Linked DNA regions of Homo sapiens: region 2 is linked to region 1. The links are chromatin contacts, found by Hi-C or POLR2A ChIA-PET in ENCODE. All regions are on one chromosome and are shown on one strand. Each heading gives the region's core, a stretch centred on a gene start or an enhancer-like site at or near the end of the contact. The rest is flanking DNA. Distances are from core to core; before and after follow the strand shown.

Region 1 (4,478 bases), core at 834-3,333:
ATTACAGGCGTGAGCCACCGCGCCTGGCCTATATTTACGTAACTTTTATTACAGTATGTTATTGTAAACCAAAAATAAAATACTTTTTTTTTTTTTTTTTGAGATGGAGCTTAACTCTTATTGCCCAGGCTGCAGTGCAACGGCGCGATCTCGGCTCACCGCAATCTCCGCCTCCTGGGTTCAAGCGATTCTCCTGCCTCAGCCTTCCGAGTAGCTGGGATTACAGGCATGCGCCACCACGCCCAGATAATTTTGTATTTTTAGTAGAGACAGGGTTTCTCTGTGTTGGTCAGGCTGGTCTCGAACTCCCGACCTCAGGTGATCCGCCCGCCTCAGCGTCCCAAAGCGCTGGGATTATAGGCATGAACCACCAAGCCTGGCCCAAAAATAAAATTCTAAGCCCCCCAACCAAATGGACCCCTCCTCTCAGCCAAAGGCATTCGAAAGTAAACCTGAAACACTAGTTCAGGCCACGATGTGAAATAGGGAGGAGGGGCTCAGACATGCCTCATTCTACCTTCCTCCCGTTGGAATTCAGGCACAGCTGACCAGCATTACATTAAAACAGACCTTAACGCTGACAAAACAGACTCTATCTAGCAATTAGCTACCAACATGACAGACAACGGGCCCTGAAAGAAATTGAAGTATTTTACCCCAAAACATATTTCTTTGACATATTTTGAAATGGCCCTGCAAAGCTGCCTCTTGTGGGGAAAATCTACATTTTTGTAGATAATCTCCTTCCCTTTCCGGGTCTTTCTCCTGATCCAGGAGAGTCTGAAAAGAGACATTTACAATAGATGCTCTCTGAAGCCTGCTCGCTTCATCTGCAGAATAAGACCCTTGGTCTCCACAACACCTTATCTTAACCCACACACTCCCTTCTATTGATTTCAGGTCTTTAGATGAACTTTCAACCAGAAAATCTTGGAATCCACCTGCGACCCAGAAGCTCCCCCCTGACCACCACCACCTTGGGCACGTGTTCTCAGGATCTCCAGGGGCTGTGTCAGAGGCCACGGTCACTCACATTTGGCTCAGAACAAATCTCTTCAAATACTTTACAGAGTTTGACAGTATTTCAATTTTATTGCATATATTATATTGCATATGAGTTTAACTCATATTTTGAGTTTTTAATCTCTTACTGTACCTAATTTATAAACTTTATTATATGTATAGAAAAAAACAGTATATATAGGATTCAGTACTATCCATAGTTTCAGGCATCCACTGGAGATCTCTGAACATATCCCTTGCAGGTAAGGGGGGAAGCTGCTGTGTACTTCTATATGTGTCGCATGTGAAGCGTGGCCAAAATGGGAAATCTGAAAATGAAGGGGGAAAATGAACATAATTAGGGCTTTGTTTACTTTCAGAAATGGGGTGTTATGTTGCCCAGGCTGGCCTCAAATTCCTGGACTCCAGCAATCTACCCCACCTCAGCCTCCCACGCAGCTGGGATTACTGGCATGTACCCCCACACCCAACATGGGTGGCTTATATCTTTTTAAGTTTACTTATTGTAAGTCATGTTGGCTACAATTAAAAATATATATTATATACTTGAAAATGAGTAAGATTCAAAATGTTCTTGTAAACTGTGTGTCTTCCCCTATCTGAAGGAATTTGGGAGGAGCAACCTTGCAAGAACCTTGGTCTTTTTACACCCAGAAATTGGTTTTTGGTTTCACTGACTTCAAGAATAAAACCGCAAACCCTCAGTGAATACTATAGCTCTTAAGGCGGCGCGCCTGGAGTTGTTCGTTCACTCTCACTGGGCTCGTCGTCTCACCCACTATAGAAATGAAATTGCAACTTTCGCAGTGAGTGTTCCGTTCCTCCTAATGGGCTCGTCGTCTCACCCACTTCAGAAATGAAGTTGCAACTTTCACAGAGTCGTCTCACCTACTTCAGAAATGAAGTTGCAACTTTCACAGATGAGTGTTTCGTTCCTCCTGCCGGGCTCGTCATCTCACCCACTTCAGAAATAAAGTGACAATTTTCGCAGTGAGCGCTACAGCTCATAAAGGCAACGCAGACGCCAAATGCAAACGAACAAACCTTATCACAGCACAGAAAACCCCAACGGGTTACCACTACAAGCTCCGGCAGCCTGCTTTTATTCTTTTATCTGGCCCCACCCACATCCTGCTGATTGGTAGAACCAAGTGGTCTGTTTTGACAGGGCGCTGATTGGTGCGTTTACAATCCCTGAGCTAGACATAAAGGTTCTCCAAGGCCCCACCAGAGTAGCTAGATATAGAGTGTCAATTGGTGCATTCACTAAACCTTGAGCTAGATGCAGGATGCTGATTGGTGTGTTTACAAACCTTGAGCTAGATACAGAGTGCCGATTGGTGTATTTACAATCGCTGGGCCAGACACAAATGTTCTCCATGGTCCCCACCAGACTCAGGAGCCCAGCTGGCTTCACCCAGTGGATCCTGTACTGGGGCTGCAGGTGGAGCTGCCTGCCACTCCCACGCCATGCGCCCACACTCTTCAGCCCTTGGGTGGTCGATGGGACTGGGAGCCATGGAGTAGGGGGTGGTGTTCATCAGGGAGGCTCGGGCATGGCGGGCTGCAGGTCCCAAGTCCTGCCCCGCGGGAAGGCAGCTAAGGCCCAGTGAGAAATAGGGCGCAGCGCTGGTGGGCTGGCACTATGGGGGAACCCAGTACACCCTCTGCAGCCACTGGCCCGGGTGCTAAACCCCTCATTGCCCGAGGCCGGCATGGCCGGCCGGCTGCTCCGAGTGCGGGGCCCGCCAAGCCCACGCCCACCCGGAACTCCAGCTGGCCCGCAAGCGCCGCGCACAGCCCCAGTTCCCGCTGGCGCCTCTCTCTGCACACCTCCCTGCAAGCTGAGGAAGCCGGCTCCGGCCTTGCGTGGCCAGCCCAGAAACGGACTCCAACAGTGCAGCGGCGGGCTGAAGGGCTCCTCAAGTGCCGCCAAAGTGGGAGCCCAGGCAGAGGAGGCACCCAGAGCGACCGAGGGCTGTGAGGACTGCCAGCATGCTGTCACTTCTCACTTTGTACTTTTAAAAGGAAAGAATTCAAATGAGAGACAGGCAAGGGAACATTTATTTTAAGCAATGTGAAAGTTCATTGGAGAAAGTAGGCTTGGAAGAGGGTCAAGCAGGAGACTTCAAAAATCAAGTGCTGCTTCCGCTTTGATTTTTTTTTTTTTTTGGACGGAGTCTCGCTCTATTGCCCAGGCTGGAGTGCAGTGGTACAATCTCAGCTGACTGCAACCTTTGTCTCCAGGGTTCAAGCGATTCTCCTGCCTCAGCCTCCCGAGTAGCTGGGACTACAGGTGCTTGCCACCACGCCTGGCTGATTTTTTGTATTTTTAGTAGAGACAGGGTTTCACCATGTAAACCAGGATGGTCTTGATCTCCTGACTTCATGATCCACCTGCCTCAGCCTCCCAAAGTGCTGGAACTACAGGCGTGAGCCACCACCCCAGGCCTGCTTACAGTTTTTATACCCCTTACTCTTTTCCAGGCTGTCTCCACTCTTTGTTCTTCACCTCCCGGGCTGGCCCTCAAGTATTGCATGCCCAGTAGCCCTCCCAGTAGGCGCTGGATGGTTACTGAAGTTGTGCGCATGCCCATTAGATGCAATTCTCCCTTACTGGTCGAGCGCCCCTAGAGGAAAGTCATACACCGGGTAAATTTCACACCTTTCTATTACTGCACATGCTCAAAACCTTGTCTGGGACTGCCTTGCTAACTCCAGGTGTCTTCTGTCTGTTGCAAGACTCCTGTTATTCCCAGCGCCAGCCATGGCCACTTATTACCCTAGAGGGATAGTTTTATGCCCTTCAATCCCGGTCCCAATGAGAACCAGACAGCTCTGGGGTCCCTTCCTTGTCTTGCTCATTATTTCAGAGGGACAGATTTATAATTGTGACTGTGGCTTGACAAATGTCCAACATTCTTGGGGGCCCGTGCATGCCCTGCTCACGTCTAACCGCCTACTCTGACATTCTCATCACAAAAAAAATAGATGAGGTAATGCGTATGGGAATTAGCTTGTTTTAGCCATTCCACTGATATGGAAGGGTGTGCTCTCTTTAAATAACATGGCGGGGGGGGGAAGGGCGTGGTCCCTGGCTAGGGCTCCAACCCTGGGCCTGTGCCCACGGACCTAGTTGAGGACAGGCATTTTTGTTTTCCTGCCCCAATGTTGCACTTCTCAAGACCACCCTGGCCTGCCACGCCCCTACCCTGTGCCTGTAAAACCCTGAGACGCTAGCAGGCAGACACACAGGTGGCTGCATATCGAGAGGAGTACATCAGTGGAGGAACACACGAGCGGCTGGAAGTTGAGAGGAATGGGATGCACCAGCAGGCACCGGCATGCAGGCAGGCCATCCACCGGCAGAACAACGCAGTTTGACGGGGGCAGTTGAAGGAGAGCCCAGGTTGCCAGACTTACCTTGCACTCATTCTCCAAGCCCACATGTGATC
Region 2 (4,370 bases), core at 1,322-3,821, 320 kb before region 1:
GTGACCACCATGGGGTCGGGTGACCAAAACCACCCACAGGAGGAGCCTACTTCTTCCAAACTTACCAGCCCAAACCAGCACTGCACAAAGTGGCACAAGGCAGCGACACCAGATCTGACCAGTGCCCAAAGCCCTGCCCACTATGCCTTGGGATAAAGAGAGAATGCGAGGTGGCACAGAGCACACAGCCCCACCCATCACCCCTGGTCCCCCAGGCCTCTTCCGCTGCCGCCTGCTCAAAGGTCCACTGCCAGGACCCTCCAGGAAAGAAAAAAAGAAAAAAGGAAAAGGAAAAGAAAAGCAAGAAAGGAATCCAGATGCCATCTCCTTCCCAAGGCCTTCCCAGGTGCCGCTGTGCACAGCTAAGAGGCTCACCCATGACTTCCTGCCCCCAGCACCCTCAGTCATCACTGCCTCACTGGCTTCAGAAGGGTCTCGCTGAGGGGGCCTCACTCATTCATTCCACAGGGACTTAGAGAGCGGTGCATCAGGAGCTAGAGAAACAGACGCTCACCCTGGGCAAGCAGACAAACCTCACCGTGAAACACTCAACGGCTGAGAGAGGGAGCTAATGCGGCTGGGAGGCCAGCACTGCCCAGCTCGAGGACAGGCAGGAGCTCTAAGAGGTAACAGAGCCCGAAGGTCACTGGAGTCTTCGAGTGCTCCGAGTTCACCTCGTGAAAGGTTTTGAGCAGAGAAATGAAAATATCCAACTTCAGTCTTAAAACTATCATTCTGTTGCCCTGGTTACAAGGCAGTGTTGTGGCCTGAATTGTGTCTCCCCAAAAAATATGTTGAAGTCCTAACCTCTGGGTACCTATGAATGTGACCTTGTTTGTAAACAGGGTCTCTGCAGATGTAAATAAGATGTAATTTAGACCAGGCGCGGCGGCTAACGCCTATAATCCCGGCACTTTAGGATAAAGATTAGCATAAAGATTCTTTACTTCCAAAGGGACTTGCTTGCCTTTGGGAGGCCGAGGCAGGCGGATCACGAGGTCAGAATTTCGAGATCAGCCTGGCCAACATAATGAAACCTCAGCTCTACTGAAACTACAAAAATTAGCCCGGCGTGATGGCTCACACCTGTAATCCCAGCTACTCAGGAGGGTGAGGCAGAACTGCTTGAACCTGGGAGGCGGAGGTTGCAGTAAGCCAAGATCACGCCATTGCACTCCAGCCTGGGCGACAGAGCAAGACTTTGCTTCAAAAAAAAAAAAAAAAAATATATATATATATACAATTTAAGACAAGGTTATACTGGAGTAGGATGGGCCCTTAATCCAACATTACTGATGTCCTTATGAGAAGAGTCGGGCTCACTGAGGAAGGAGGATCATCACTTGAGGCCAGGAGTTCAAGAACAGCCTGGGCAAAATAGTGAGACCCCCATCTCTACAAAAAAACACAATTAGCCAGGTATGGTGGCACATGTCTGTAGTCCTAGCTACTCGGGAGGCTGAGGAAGGAGGATCACTTAAGCCCAGGAGTTTGAGGTGACAGTGAGCTATAATAATGACACTGTACCCCAGCCTGGGTGACAGTGAGAGACCTTGTCTACAGATCTTTGAGAATAAACCTCTGTTGTTTTAAGCCACGCGGTCTGTGGCACTTTCTTACAGCTGCCTCAGGAAACCAGGAGAAACCAGGCGGCGACACGCAAAGCCGGAAAGGCGGGAGAGGAGGGGAAATGATAATGTCCCAGGCTTGGCCCAGCGCGGCAGGGTGAAGGTGAGGGCGGCTTGGGTTTTGTCTGCTTTGACTGGCGGCAGTGCCTAGGGACTCAGCACGTGGAGTGTGAAGAAAGAGGAATCAAAGACAACTGCGAGGCTCTGAACGCACAGCCAGGAAGATGGAGCTGCCATCACAGCGCCAGTCAGGCGGAGGAGGGAGCAGGTTTGGAGAAGAGAGCCTGATGTGTGCCTAGTGCGAAATGCCTGAGACATCCAGTGGAGACGCAAGAGTCCCCAAAAAATTATCAGTGTGCTCAAAATCCAGATGGCAGGAGAGCTACGAGGCAGACGCGTCCCCCAGCGAGCGTGTGGCGAGGACAGACCCAAGACATTCTGACCTACAGAGACCAGTGCGGGACGCAGCTGCGGGGCGGCGGGACAAGGAGAGGGGCCCGGGGCCCGCGCGCAGCTCCCGAGGTGGTGCAGGCCCTGGCGCCCGCGGGCTTCCTAAGACATCCCACGGGTGGGCTTCGGGGGAGTAGGGCGCCCTGTGGACCCAAGAGAAGCCTGGGGGGCTGCAGCTCGCGCAGGCCCGGCGCCCCCGCGCCCCCGCCCCGCCGCCCGCACCCTCGGCCGCCAGGCACTCACGTAGCGGCTGCACATGGCCACGGCGAGGTTGCGCAGGTGCGGCGTGGCCCCCACCCACAGGAACAGCGAGTCCGTCAGCCGCATGACGTGGAAGTGGACCAGCTGCTCCCACAGCCTCGCGCTGAAGTTGTGCAGGGAGACGTCCCCGCCGGCGGCGACAACCAGCCCCTCCATGCCGCCCCACGGCTCCCGGCCCACAGCGCCAGACCCGGGTCCTCGCCGCTGCCAGCCCCGCCAGACCCGATGGAGCGAGCACCGAGAGACCGAGCGCGCTTTCGCTTTCGGCCCCGGAAGGGCGGGGGTGAGGGGCGTGGTCGGGGAGGGGCGATCCCGGGCTTGGGTTGGGGGCGTGGTCGAGGCGGGGCGGCTGCCGGCCCTGGGCGGAGTAGCTGTCCCTGGTTGTCTTGCTGGCCTCTCCCGCACACCAGTACCTCTCTGGACGGGCTGGGGAAACCCACTTGAGTAGCAGAGTGCGACAGTGACCTCTAGGAGTCCACGGGCGCCCAGCAGAACTCACCCTCGCTTTGTTTCCCCCCACCCCCTAATTATTACTGACGCGGGGCATTCAAGGGCTGAAGCCAGCCGCACCGTCCTCCCAGGCCGTGACACTTCGCCCTACAGACATTAATTTAATTAAAAATTTAAAAAGACTGATTTTTAATTAGTTCTTCAAGCACTCTGAGAACGGCCACCTCCCGTCCCACCTCCTCCTCCTAGCAGCCCTTTAACTCCAAGGAGGCTTCGACGGCACCCAGCCCTAATTAAGAATGGCAACGGTATTGGGAGAAAGCCTTTAGAAAGGAAAATTGTGTCAACTAAGTTGGCAGGAGGATGGGCAGGCACCCTTTTGGACGCCGAGTCCCAAGCTGCAGTCATGTACATGGCCTCGGGCTACCCCCTTAACCTCTCTGAGACTCAGTTTCCTCATCTGCAAAATGCAAATAAGAACAGGTGCCTTTCGGAGACGTGGAAAGGATCTCAAGAGAGATTAATGGGAAGCACCAACAATCATCCAATCATCCCATTGTCATACCTATGGGGAGACCCCTTGAACACTTCAGGACATTACAGAGTTGAGAAAAGGAAGCCTTGATGGGTTAAGAGAGAAGGTGGTAAAAGAAAACAGCCCATTTTGTCAGATTCTGTTACAACTGACTTTAGAGATTTAACTTGGAACTATAAAAGGTCTGCTTTAAAAATCTCTAATAGATCTAAGTTGACTAAATTGAAATTTAAGAGGGCATTTTCCATAGTTCTATTTGCTAATTATCGATGATTCAATAATACAGTTAATTTTCAGGTCAATATTTTAACAGCTTTATTAAAATGTGATTAACATACAATAACTGCACATATATAGTGTACAAATTGAAGTCTTGACACGTTATAGCCAGTGAAATCATCATCACAATCCACAAAGTGAACGCGTCCAGTACTCCCTCCTGCCCTCAGTAATGACTCCTGCCCCCAACCACTGATCTGCTTCCTGCCACACAGATTAGTCTGCATTTTCCAGAGTTTTGTATCAGTGGAATCACACAGTATGTACTGTTTTTTGTCCAGCTTCTTTCCTTCATCATAATTATCTTGGGTTCATCTGCTTGTGTGTCAATGGCTTGTGTCTTTGTATTACTAAGCAGTGTTCCATTGTATGGCTACACCATAATTGTTTTATCCCTTTACTTTGTGATTTGAGGCCCTTCAATCAGCTAGGAGGACCCAAAGATTAAGGAAACAAAGTTACCGACCGGTGGAGAGTTCAAGGCCTGGCTGGCATGGCAAATTTCTCAATCTGGATTGTAATGATGGTTTCACTGGTTATACATGTCTCAAAACCTCAATGCTCCTCTCTCTCTCCAGCTTTGCTGTCACTGCTCGGGAAACACACAGGCAGAGGGTCACAGCCAGTCATGCCCAACATCAGCGGCCCTGGAACACTGCCCTGCAGTCCCTAGACAGCGTCCTCTCTCACTCCCCTTGACTATGCTCCCCAAACCCTGAGCTGACCCAAACCCAAGTTCAGCAGATGCCCTTGCTTCTGATGTTATG

The links. A loop is a pair of places that touch in the nucleus more often than their neighbours do. ChIA-PET counts read pairs that join two places held with the same protein, here RNA polymerase II (POLR2A). Pooled maps may share reads with other maps.
Region 2: a map of vagina shows a loop between it and region 1 (8-fold over the local background). The contact joins the promoter of PSMG4 here to the enhancer-like site in region 1. A Hi-C loop is called at or near these places in 1 of 168 maps with a recorded cell type or tissue (vagina) and 5 of 50 pooled maps. POLR2A ChIA-PET finds 5 or more read pairs at or near these places in 1 of 52 experiments (OCI-LY7).

The regions. Positions count from the first base shown.
Region 1 is chr6:2,938,001-2,942,478 of GRCh38, reverse strand. No RefSeq gene overlaps it. Among named protein-coding and RNA genes, the nearest start is that of SERPINB6, 31 kb to the left of the region's middle. Within about 2 kb of position 2,083, at least 9 of the 41 ENCODE cell types and tissues checked have a DNase peak (open chromatin) inside an H3K27ac peak, as active enhancers do.
Region 2 is chr6:3,257,148-3,261,517 of GRCh38, reverse strand. It overlaps PSMG4 (proteasome assembly chaperone 4), which reads right to left and starts at 2,571. Exons shown (of 3, transcript NM_001128591.2): 1 at 2,322-2,571. The coding sequence starts at 2,495. RefSeq lists an enhancer at 1,862-1,991 and silencers at 2,112-2,211, 2,262-2,381, 2,502-2,751.